2 separate regions of the Homo sapiens genome follow, and region 2 is linked to region 1. A link is a loop called in an ENCODE intact Hi-C map of the cell type or tissue named here. Cell type or tissue: heart left ventricle. All regions are shown on one strand. Links, peaks and the distances in the headings refer to the core of each region. The heading gives the core; the rest is flanking DNA.

The links. Hi-C counts contacts between places; a loop is a spot of excess contacts. Peaks named below come from ENCODE experiments on the same cell type or tissue, not always from the same donor. Only the 100,000 strongest peaks of a DNase experiment are listed, where the experiment ranks them.
Region 2: it touches region 1 in a loop (1.8-fold over the local background); 7 of 110 quality-filtered maps call a loop at or near these places.

The regions. Positions count from the first base shown.
Region 1 is chr7:117,069,907-117,075,290 of GRCh38, forward strand. The region is part of intron 1 of ST7 (suppression of tumorigenicity 7); the gene reads left to right. It also overlaps a transcript of ST7-AS2 not described here. Among named protein-coding and RNA genes, the nearest start is that of MIR6132, 52 kb to the left of the region's middle. In heart left ventricle, for the core only: no CTCF peak of the experiment used is centred there; a DNase peak (open chromatin) is centred at 3,155; H3K4me3 peaks cover 651 bases; H3K27ac peaks cover 1,041 bases.
Region 2 is chr7:117,010,701-117,016,084 of GRCh38, forward strand. The region is part of intron 1 of ST7 (suppression of tumorigenicity 7); the gene reads left to right. Among named protein-coding and RNA genes, the nearest start is that of MIR6132, 6.8 kb to the right of the region's middle. RefSeq lists an enhancer at 306-385 and a silencer at 1,376-1,425. In heart left ventricle, for the core only: a CTCF peak has its summit at 2,199; a DNase peak (open chromatin) is centred at 4,171; H3K4me3 peaks cover 908 bases; H3K27ac peaks cover 224 bases.

The sequences.
Region 1 (5,384 bases), core at 50-5,049:
AAGTCCTTTTAAATTAGGTTAATTTTGCACTTTACCCTGCAATATATCCGTGATTACTTTAATATAAAACAGTTAATTTTCTAATCACCAAATGAAATTGATGCTCTAGAAAGGCATGGCATGTTTAAATTGGGGCTTCTTGATGTTATATGTACCTGCTTTGGAGAATCGTGGACTTAGTGTGGCTGTAGGGAAAATTCTTTTAGTCCTTTCTTTGAAATGGACCTGATAGATACAAATAACTTTCAGGACATTTGGTGATGGAATTTGGTTAATTAGCAGCTTGTTTCAGCTTTCTACTCTGAGTGTTGTGAAAAGAGGCCAGACTTAAAGTCCAGTGAGTTCAAGACCTGGTTCACTATTAACTTGTGATGTTGTACAGTTTATTAACATCTTCAGGCCCATTTCTCATCTGTAAAAGGAGACGATGAACCATAAAATATAAAGCACCATTTTCCAAATTATATTTTGTGAATGATTACTTGCAAAAGGTATTCTAAGGGTGGTTGTCAGGGAATGGGAGGAGGGGGAAATGGAGAGTTGTGATTTAAAGGGTATAAAGTTTCAGTTTTGCAAGATGAGAAAGTTCTGGAGATTGGTTGCACAACCATGTGAGCATATTGGTTTTGTTTGTTTGTTTGTTTGTTTGTTTTTGAGACAAGTCTTGCTCTATCGCCCAGGCTGGATGCAGTGGCGCGATCTCGGCTCACTGCAAGCTCCGCCTCTCGGGTTCACGCCATTCTCCTGCCTCAGCGTCCGGAGTAGCTGGGACTACAGGCGCCCGCCACCATGCCCTGCTAATTTCTTTTTGTATTTTTAGTAGAGACGGGGTTTCACGGTGTTAGCCAGGAAGGTCTCAATCTCTTGACCTTGTGATCCGCCCGCCTCGGCCTCCCAAAGTGCTGGGATTATAGGCGTGAGCCACCGCGCCCGGCCAATGTGAGCATGTTTAACAGTAGTAAATTGTACACTTAGAAATGATTAAGATGGTAAATTTTATGTTATGTGCATTTTTTGTGCATTTCACCACCATCTAAAAAACTATATTCCAGCCTGTAATCCCGGCACTTTGGGAGGCCAAGGCGGGTGGATCATGAGGTCAGGAGATCGAGACCATCTTGGTTAACACGGTGAAACGCCCTCTCTACTAAAAACACAAAAAATTAGCCGGGCGTGGTGGCGGGCGCCTGTAGTCCCAGCTACTCGGGAGGCTGAGACAGGAGAATGGCGTGAACCCGGGAGGCGGAGCTTGCAGTGAGCCGAGATCGCGCCACTGGACTCCATCCAGCCTGGGCGACAGAGCGAGACTCCGTCTCAAAACAAAAACAAAAACAAAAACAAAACAAACTATATTCTAAAAGCTCCATCTTTAAATAAATACTAATTTGTATTACACCCTCCTGCTAGAGAATGACACTGCATTCAGCATATCCAAATGTCTTAGACATCCTGCACTTAAAAAAAAAAACTTTTAAACTTTAACCCAGTATTTCTCAAATTCCTTCTCCCAATTAATTTAACATTTAATATTCTATGGAACTTACACTTGAAGGAGTCCCATTTGGGAAAAAGTTATCTGGGATCTTTCCAGCTCAAACATGTTTTTATTCTTCAAAGACACCATATGAAAATATGGGCTTTGCCAAAGTAAGATATTTGATAAATATTAATTCAGGCCTTCCGAACCTTTTCCATATCATGGCATGTATAGAAAGTAATATTTGTATGGCACACTGGGGTAAACTGACAAGGTGGCTTAGGGCTGAGGAGTGCGGTAACTCAGTTACACCCTTGGATAAAGATCTCTAACCAGGTGTTTAAAAAGTTATCACTGAGGAAGCTGCATGACATAGCTTGTTCTCCAGATGTCATTAGTTAGCATGTTTACACAGAGAAGCATTAGAGGCAGATCATACAAAACTCTATGCTATTTGGTTTGCCTTGGCAGCAATTTATTTTCCACTTTAGAGAAACCAGAAACTCTTCTGATTACCTATGGCTGTGGATATTATTGGTCATTAGACCTAACTGGCAATCCCTCGTGGTATAAGAGTGAGGGATAAGAGGTTTCCAGGAGGATAATACTCTTCCACAGTCTATTTAATATACTCAAATGATGAATTCAACAGCCTCCTATTTTTAAAGCGAGAGCATATATCCTAATGTCATAAGCAGAATAATTCTCATTTAATGGGGGAAATTTTTTTCAACTTCACATTTCCTAGAGGAACAAGTATTTGGTGTAGTAATAGGGATTGGATGTGGGAAGAAAAGGACATTTATATTAATACATTCTTAAAAGAAATACAGCATAGATCAGTGAGTGAGATCAACATTTGTCACGCCTCAGGCCTTTTTCTGAAGTCATCTTCAGCCCTTCCTCTCCACTCTATTCCTCAGTTGGTATCATTCTATAGTATCACATCTTCTGAATGGCTTACTTAAAGATTCTAGACTGATGGAAAAAAACAAACAAACAAACAAGAAATTGATTAGATTTGACAACGACCTACATCATTGTTCAGTTAGTATTTTTATTCAGCTCACCTAGAAACTAAGCAGTCATGATCCACTTAGTAACAGATGTTTTGATTTCAGAATTGCCAGGTCTTCCCCAGATTATCTTTTGTACTTACTGTCATTTTCCCCTTTAAACAACTTTTTTTGGCCTTAGTCTTTACTGTCTTTTCTGAGAATCCTATTAGAGTTTAAGATTTAAAACTAGATGTAGAAATACATCCTTGCTTAGTGTCAGGGAGCCACTGTGAAATCCCATTGACAACCTATTCTGGGCTTTAGAGCCAGAAGTTTAATTACCACCTATTGAGCGAGTTTGATTTGTCACTTCTTGGGTTCTGGCCAGGCAGAGCTAATTCCTCCTAGCAGAGCAAGGTCGGTGGGCAGGAGCCAGAATTGAGAAAGTGACGCAGTCACTTCAGCTTGTCCAGCTTCAGGCGTAGATGAAGGGAGTTAAGTGTGCCAGATTAAGTCCAAAGTGGCACACAAGCATGAGGGGCAATAAGGGCACCTGGTAAACCACAGCAAGAGGGAGTCTGCAACTAAGAAAGGGGGAGTGTGGTGACTAGCAAGGAGCAAGCGCTTGCAATTTTCAGAAGTCCAGGCAAGCTGTGCTGGCACCAGACAGGAAACATTGCGGCTGCGCTTCAGTCAGAGGCTGGCTTCAGCCTTTGAAGGAGACTGACAGGGGGTATTAAGTAGTTACTGGAATGAGACCTGTAAAAAAGGCAGAATAAAATCAGTAATAACAACTGAATAATAACAACTGAAGAAATCAATAGACTATTTAACCACATCTGTAGGCCTCTACACAATCTAGTACTGTGGAGTATTAAATGAATGAGATAGATTTAGAAATAAAAAACCATTCATGGTATATTAAGGAAAATTCAAATCATAGTATATTACATAATATGTTAGTGAAAGGAACTTTGGGACATGGTAGTGTAGAACTCTGTTCAGATGAATGACACAAACACCTTAGGCATACTTTATAGGGACAGATATACTTTGTTTGCCTTTTGTTTTCATCCATCTATCCTGAGGAAGGTCCACAATTATTGAATAATAACTGCCTAAAGTGGTAACATGTCTCTGGTACTCCTGAAAAGAGGCAGCTTGTTGTGGAGGGCAGTGTGAGTGGTTAGGGCCACAAACTTTGGATCCCAACTACCCGGGTTTAACTCTTTCTTCTACTGCCACTACTCGTATGACTCAAGTCCTTAACTTCTCTATACCTGTTACCCCATCTGTAAAAGGGGGACAGTAGTAGTACATACCTCAGAGGGTAGTTATGAGAATTAATAATAATATTTTAGAAATCTGTGGAAAAGTATCTGGCCTATAATTAGCCCTATAAATGTTTGTTAAGCAAATACACAAATAAAATACATACTTTCCCAGCTTCCAGGAATCAGGAACTAACTTAGACTTTTCTTTTCATCTCACGTGGATATTGTTCTCGTGGAATGTTGAACATTTCTTGAAGTATTGTTTTAAGCACTGTGGAAAAAATAATAGTTAAAATTGTTAGCAGATCATGGAATTGGATTTTTGACCTCAATCCTTTTGAAATTAAGAAAAAAATTACACTAGTCACTTTAAACTGGTTGTTCTATATGTTTGTGCTCTAACAATATAGAAACTAGATATTGTTATATGATTTCCTAGATACAGTTAATCTAGGCTGGGCATGGTAGCTCACACCTGTAATCCCAGCACGTTGGGAGGCCAAGGCGGGTGGATCACTTGAGGCCAGGAGTTCGAGACCAGCCTGGCCAACATGGTGAAACCCTGTCTCTACTAAAAATACAAAAATTAGCCAGGTGTGGTGGCGCACACCTGTACTCCCACCTACTTTGGAGGTTGAGGCAGGAGAATCGCTTGAACCCAGGAGGCGGAGGTTGCAGTAAGCTGAGATTGTGCCACTGCACTCCAACATGGGCAATAGAGTGAGACCCTGTCTCAAAAACGAAAAACAAAAACAAGCTACTATCTTGTTTAGATAGCGGATCTTTTCCCCCTCATAGAGAGTGCTTTGGCAGTTAGGAAAAGTAAATCACACCGAAACTGTTTATGGCGACCCCCCTCACCCCACACACTGTGAGCTAGTTAGACAGAAGATAATGCAATTTACAAATATCTGTGGGTGGCCAGGCCTGATTAGTACATGTAAAAGAAAAGTCATTAGATACACTGTGACTTCAAATAATGAGGCAGAGTAATAGGATTTGTTTTAATAAGATTTTGAGAGATTAAACCTCCTAAATCTTTGTAGTTCTGTCAGGTAAAGTTAAGGAAACCAGCACTCCACAACATAAACAATGGTGTTCTATTTAGAACCCCTGCAAAATTAGATGTGATTGGCTTCTCCTAAGACATTGAGTTGTAGTTAGTTGACAGGTTTGTTGGCCAGTAAGCAGTGGTGCTATGGTGAATAGTGCCCTTTTTGTATTTGTATTCTTTTTGGTACAGATGTATAATCTCATAGAATAATTTCAAATTAATTAGTATTGCAGCTGAACTATGTGATGCTATCACAATTTGGGTTAGTGGGTGAATTTAGTAGTTTTGGGTGCTGTTCATTCTTTCTAGCTTAAATCCAAGTAACTGAATATTTAAAAACTTTCTTTTGTTGATAAAGGTGATACCAGTGGTATGCTAATATGGTGAGGATAATTTTTATTCCTTCCTAAGGATTTTTGTGAGGAATAAAGATGAAAATAATTACTCTAAAACATATTGCAAATCTATTAAAATATATCCTATTCATGAAAATTTATACTAATGGCCAGTATCCTTAATGTTACTTAAGTTCATAAGCACTCATAGTTCAAAGGTTTATTTTTTCTTATTTTGAATATATA
Region 2 (5,384 bases), core at 278-5,277, 59 kb before region 1:
AACATTTATAATCCAACCCTGGTATTTTAAAACATGTGTAATAACAAAGTCGGTTATTGTATAATTTGGAAATGCGATGTAAGATATTATGATAAAGCTGTGATTTTCTGATTTAAGAGGGAAGAGTGAAGTGGAAGCCATGCTCGTTCTCCTCTGAGGAGGGTAGAGGACCGTGGACTCGCGTGGCAGGCACTAGTCCAGGGAGGGAAGCCATGAAAGAGAAAGAGAGGAGAGCTATGTCTCAGCCCCTGAGCTGTCCTCTATGAAAAGCTTCACACTCTGTGTCCAGCTGTCTCAATCAAGTCCTGGAAGAATGGTCTCCTTCAGAAGCTTTATTGCTGGCACCCAGGCCACATTGTCCTAAGAGGTGTGACCCACCAGGTCATGAGCCATGAACCCTCTAGTAGGCAGATCCTCCAACAGTTTAAGTATTTTGTGTGTGTGTGTGTGTGTTAATGTGTGTGTGTGTATCTGTCTACTTACCACCAGGCTGAGTTACTGGGGGTCTGCCTAGAAAGGAACAGTGTCCCTGTAAACAGGAGGAGGCTCCCCAGAACATCAGCATCCAACATAAACACGCTGAATTAGGACAATACATCCTGGCTCCTTTGAGGAGGGGCTGTTCCCAAAGCCCTGGCAGGATAGAAGAGGGGACAGTGGGGGCTAGAAAAGGAGTAGGTATCAGCAGGAGTTACTTGAGTTTTCTCCTCTGACTGTAATTGGTTTAAAGTAGAGTCCAAGATTATTAAAGTTGGACTAGATCTTAGGGATTTTCCAGTTCCACCTCCTCATTTTACCAGTGAAGGAACAGATACATACAGGGGTTCTAGAATTTATCTTAGATCAGAGAGGTAATGAGTGGCCGTGTTGGCTAGACTCCAGGTCTCTTGATTCAGTAATGATTCTTTCTCCAACCTGGATCACGAAGGGTTAAATTGTAGCAGGACTCTGGGATGGGATTCAGGGGTGCCAAATGCTATAAGTACAACCCACTGCTGTCTCAGGAAATTGTGGTTAGGATAGTGGTCCCTAGAACAGGTGACCCGAGAAGAACTTCTGACTTAGGTGAACGTTATACGTTTTGGAGAGGACTATGATGTGATTGTTTGGGAAGGGGGCATCTAGGCATATCAGCAAGTCTCACTTGCTGAGAGTGAGATGGAGATAGAGAAAATTCTTTGAGAGGTGGGTGGAGGGATCTAGTTGAAGGCTCTCCTGTTGAGCTTTGAATTTATAGTCAGTGTTTATAGAGTCTAGGCAAGTAGTATCTACTGTGACATTTGGAGAACTGAAAAGTAGAGTGGGATTTAGTGGTTACTGAGTGTGCCTTGGGTAGGACAGGTCCTTTTATGGTTGTAGCTTTCTGCACTTGAGTACTTATTTCTGCTTTACTGGCTAATGCCACTCTCATTTTAAGCTATCACAATGACTAAACATTATCCCTTTCATTCTGATTCTCTGTTCAATTTTTTCATATGTTGGAATTGATCATAGAATATAGAAAGAATTTTTATGAATTCGGAACTGAACTGTTTGGCCCACTGTAGATTTGGTTTTATTGGAAAGAACCTAGTTTTTTGAAATTTTTTTTTTTTTTTTGGCTTCCGTATGATCACCTACTCTACACAGGCAGTATTGTGTACTGGTTAAGCACAAGGATTCTGAGCTAGAGGCTACTCCAGTTGAATCCTGGCTCTGATCTTAGATAAGTTGTTTATCCTCCATGCCTCAGTTCTTCATCTCTAAAATGGGGATAATACCTCCTAGGGTCGTTTTAAGGGTTAAATAGGTTAATACATGAATTAGAACAATGCCTGGTACACACAAAGTGCTATTTACATATTAGCTGTTAATACATTCCAAGCATTGATCTAGGCCTTTTGTCAATTTATAAGTAAACCAAGGCTCAGAGAGGTTTAAAAACTTGCTTAATGAAGATAATCTATCTAGTAAGTAAGTAAACCAAGGCTCAGAGAGGTTTAAAAACTTGCTTAATTAAGATAATCTATCTAGTATGTAAGTAAACCAAGGCTCAGAGAGGTTTAAAAACTTGCTTAATTAGGATAATCTATGTAGTAAGTGGCTGAGATGGGAGTTGAATCTTCTCTGACTAAACTTGGCTTTTCTGTTTGCTAAGCCTGGCTTTTAACCCCTCTGCTGGATTTCTGAGGTATGGCAAATCACTTAACTATAAGTAGGTTGTAGGTTTTATATCTATCTACTCATCTGTCCATCGGTCTTATACTTTCTAATTTAGATATTTCATTATGTTTTCATTCCATTAATAAAATGCATTTCCTTAAAATATCTGTCTCTTAAGAATTATAAAATACACAGCATAAAAATAAAAAGTCTTAAAATAATGCTACTCAGATAATTAGATAAGTGCTTTAAAAATCCATGCTAACTACTAAATTGTGAAAAGCATAAAATGTTATTCCAGGTGATATTTGATAATGGCAGTCAGCGTTTCCACACACTTGTAAGTTTTGTGTAAATGTAGGTAGTTATTATCAGGCATTTTGAGCTTACTATTTTAAAACAATCATAACATTAATGTTCTAACCATTTGCACATCTTAATTATCAGGAAGAAATTATATCAAATTGTTACAACTTGTGGAAGGCTTCCCAATCTGTACCCTAGGTTAAGATAAAGAGAATTAAGGCCTAATAAATGAGATAGGCTCACTTAGCAACAGTGACAGGTGAAGTTGATGAGAATTAACAGCTTTTGACTGTAGCAGATTGGTGGTATAATGAGCTCTGCTTATGGTAAGGAAGCACTGATTAGACGACTGAGTGAAATGGTACTTTCTTATTTATTTTATAAAATTATTGGAGATGGCTGGGCGAGGTGGCTCACGCCTGTAATCCCAACACTTTGAGAGGCTGAGGCGGGCGGATAACCTAAGGTTAGGAGTTCGAGATCAGCCTAGCCAATGTGGCGAAACCCCATTTCTACTAAAAATACAAAAATTAGCTGGGTGTGATGTTGCATGCCTGTAGTCCCAGCTACTCTATTCAGGAGGCTGAGGCAGGAGAATTGCTTGAACCCAGGAGGCAGAGGCTGCAGTGAGGCGAGATCACGCCACTGCACTCCAGCCTGAGCGACAGAGTGAGACTCCGCCAAAAATAAATAAAAATAAGTAAATAAGTAAATAAAATTATTGGAGAGATCTGTTAAGTGATAATAGTAATCCTAGAATTTGTAGAATTTGTATTACGCACTTTTGATATTGTATTGAAAATTCAAAATCACATTTTATAGCATTGTCAACTTTATAATTTCTTTTGGAGAAACCTGTTCAGTGGAAAGGAAAGTAGCAAAAGCAAAACCAAACACCCCACTACTCCAGCAAAAGCATTCTAAACAGTTAGTACCTCATCTTCTTCAAAGTGGTGGTAATTTGGTAGTGGTGGAGGGTGGGGGTTGGAAATTGTCCAACCATTCAGGTTGCTTACAAAAAAAGATAAAAAAAGTAAAAATTTATTTATGTTTCGTCTTTTGGCAAGGTAAATAATTGTATCAAGATGAAGTAGCCATTGTTAAAGTTTATTTAAAGTATAAGCTAGGATATGCTCAAGATTGGCAATGGAGGAAAAAGATGGCTCAGGGTATGTGGCAATGTGACATTAAAGATTACATCAGATATAGTGTGTCTCAGTAATGACCATATGTCCTTTCCAGCTGATGTCTATTTTAGGACTTGGATAAATGAGTTGGAGGTCTTAGATATGCTATAAAGGACTGTTCTTGCATCACCTTTATTAGGTTTGTTTTCACATTAGTCAAATGTATTTCAAATGGACAAATGGATAAAATATGCATATGTACTATCAAATGAATGAATGTAATGACAAAATTGAGACAAAAATTTGGACGCTGATTCCTTTCAGGTTATGTGGCTTCTTTCATATCATTGAGTACTAGGAAGAAGTATGGATATCTTGTGTCCTTTTCACTTACAGGAATAAAATAATTTATTTTTTCTCTTATTTAGAGTTTTAACCTAAAACCAAAATTTAGTTTTAACCTAATAATTAATACAGGAGGGAAATGGGAGTAAATAACAGTTATTTTCTGAGAGACATTTCTAAGGACGACTTTAAAAGACCAGGCAAAGGAGAGCAGAGCCCAGCCGTTGCCGCTTGAGAGAGATAAGCAGAAGTGTGGGTGTGCTTCATGTCACATGGCAGGAGGCTTCCCCAGAACGGTTCGTCAGTCCAGGGAGCCGTTTCATTTTCTGGCTGATAGAGTTGTACTTGGAAAATACTCAGTTTCCTGCTTACTGCTTCATTATGGATTATACAGGTAAAATTAAATGTTAAATATTTTCCAGTTATGTAGAATTACTTTAAAAATAATATTTTGAATTTATATTTTAAAAACTACATTGATTGTGTGAGTACTTTAAAAATATTGTGCATCAGTTTATTCCTGAGTATTGTATGAATTTGTTTTATCCAAATTGTGATTAATTTAGGATAAGTGCTTAAGGGAATTTCTGAGACATACCTTTGTTGTTTCTTCCATTTCAGTTGGATCATACTTAAATGGACTTAAACTCCAACCCATAGTTAATCCACATTTCTCCCCTCTTAGGCCAGAGGATTTAAAGTACAAACATCTGAGTTCAGATTATTCCACACAGGGAATAAAATATGTACACAGTCTACAGAGAGTTTCTGTTATTGTGGTGGTGGTTTTGTGCTTGTGTATTGCTCTTTTAGATGGTGTTAATGTAATGAAGTGAATTGGAGAATTTCAGTTTTTATCCTAAATTTTCTGAGTATAAATGTGCCCAGATTTTTCTGACCTTTTCTGACCTTTCTAACCTTTTCCTTTTTTAAATTGCATAGACTTGTTTCTCAATCTCTAGTTTCACTGAATGGTAAATTGGTACATGTTTAGAAATAAGGTTAGATTAACCATGGGTGGTGGTTACTTGATGAGTAAGTGGGCGATTCCCTTACATCTGGTAGGGTAAAGGTGTGGGTGGGAGGTGAAGCAGTGATCAGGTAGGGACATGAGTCTTTGCCCAAAATTTGTGCACCCAATTCAGAATTATATTGCCCTAAATTTGAACTTTTGGGGAATGGCGACATTGTTTGCTGACAGATTGCTTTTAAACTAAAGAACGAAGAATTGGAAAATTTTTTTTCTAGGGCAGAGAGAGGCCACTTTTCATACCCAGTGTAATATAAATTCCAGTGTGCATCCGGATTGAACTCTACTTACACAGTATCTATAAATTATAACTGTAGGTGGATCTTTGGCAAGACAGTTAATTACAGTGTGCAAATAAAAGTTTTGTGAAATTGCTCATTTAAAATATAGCTTTTAGGAGCTTGCTATTTAAAGGACTTCTGTGGTAGATACTT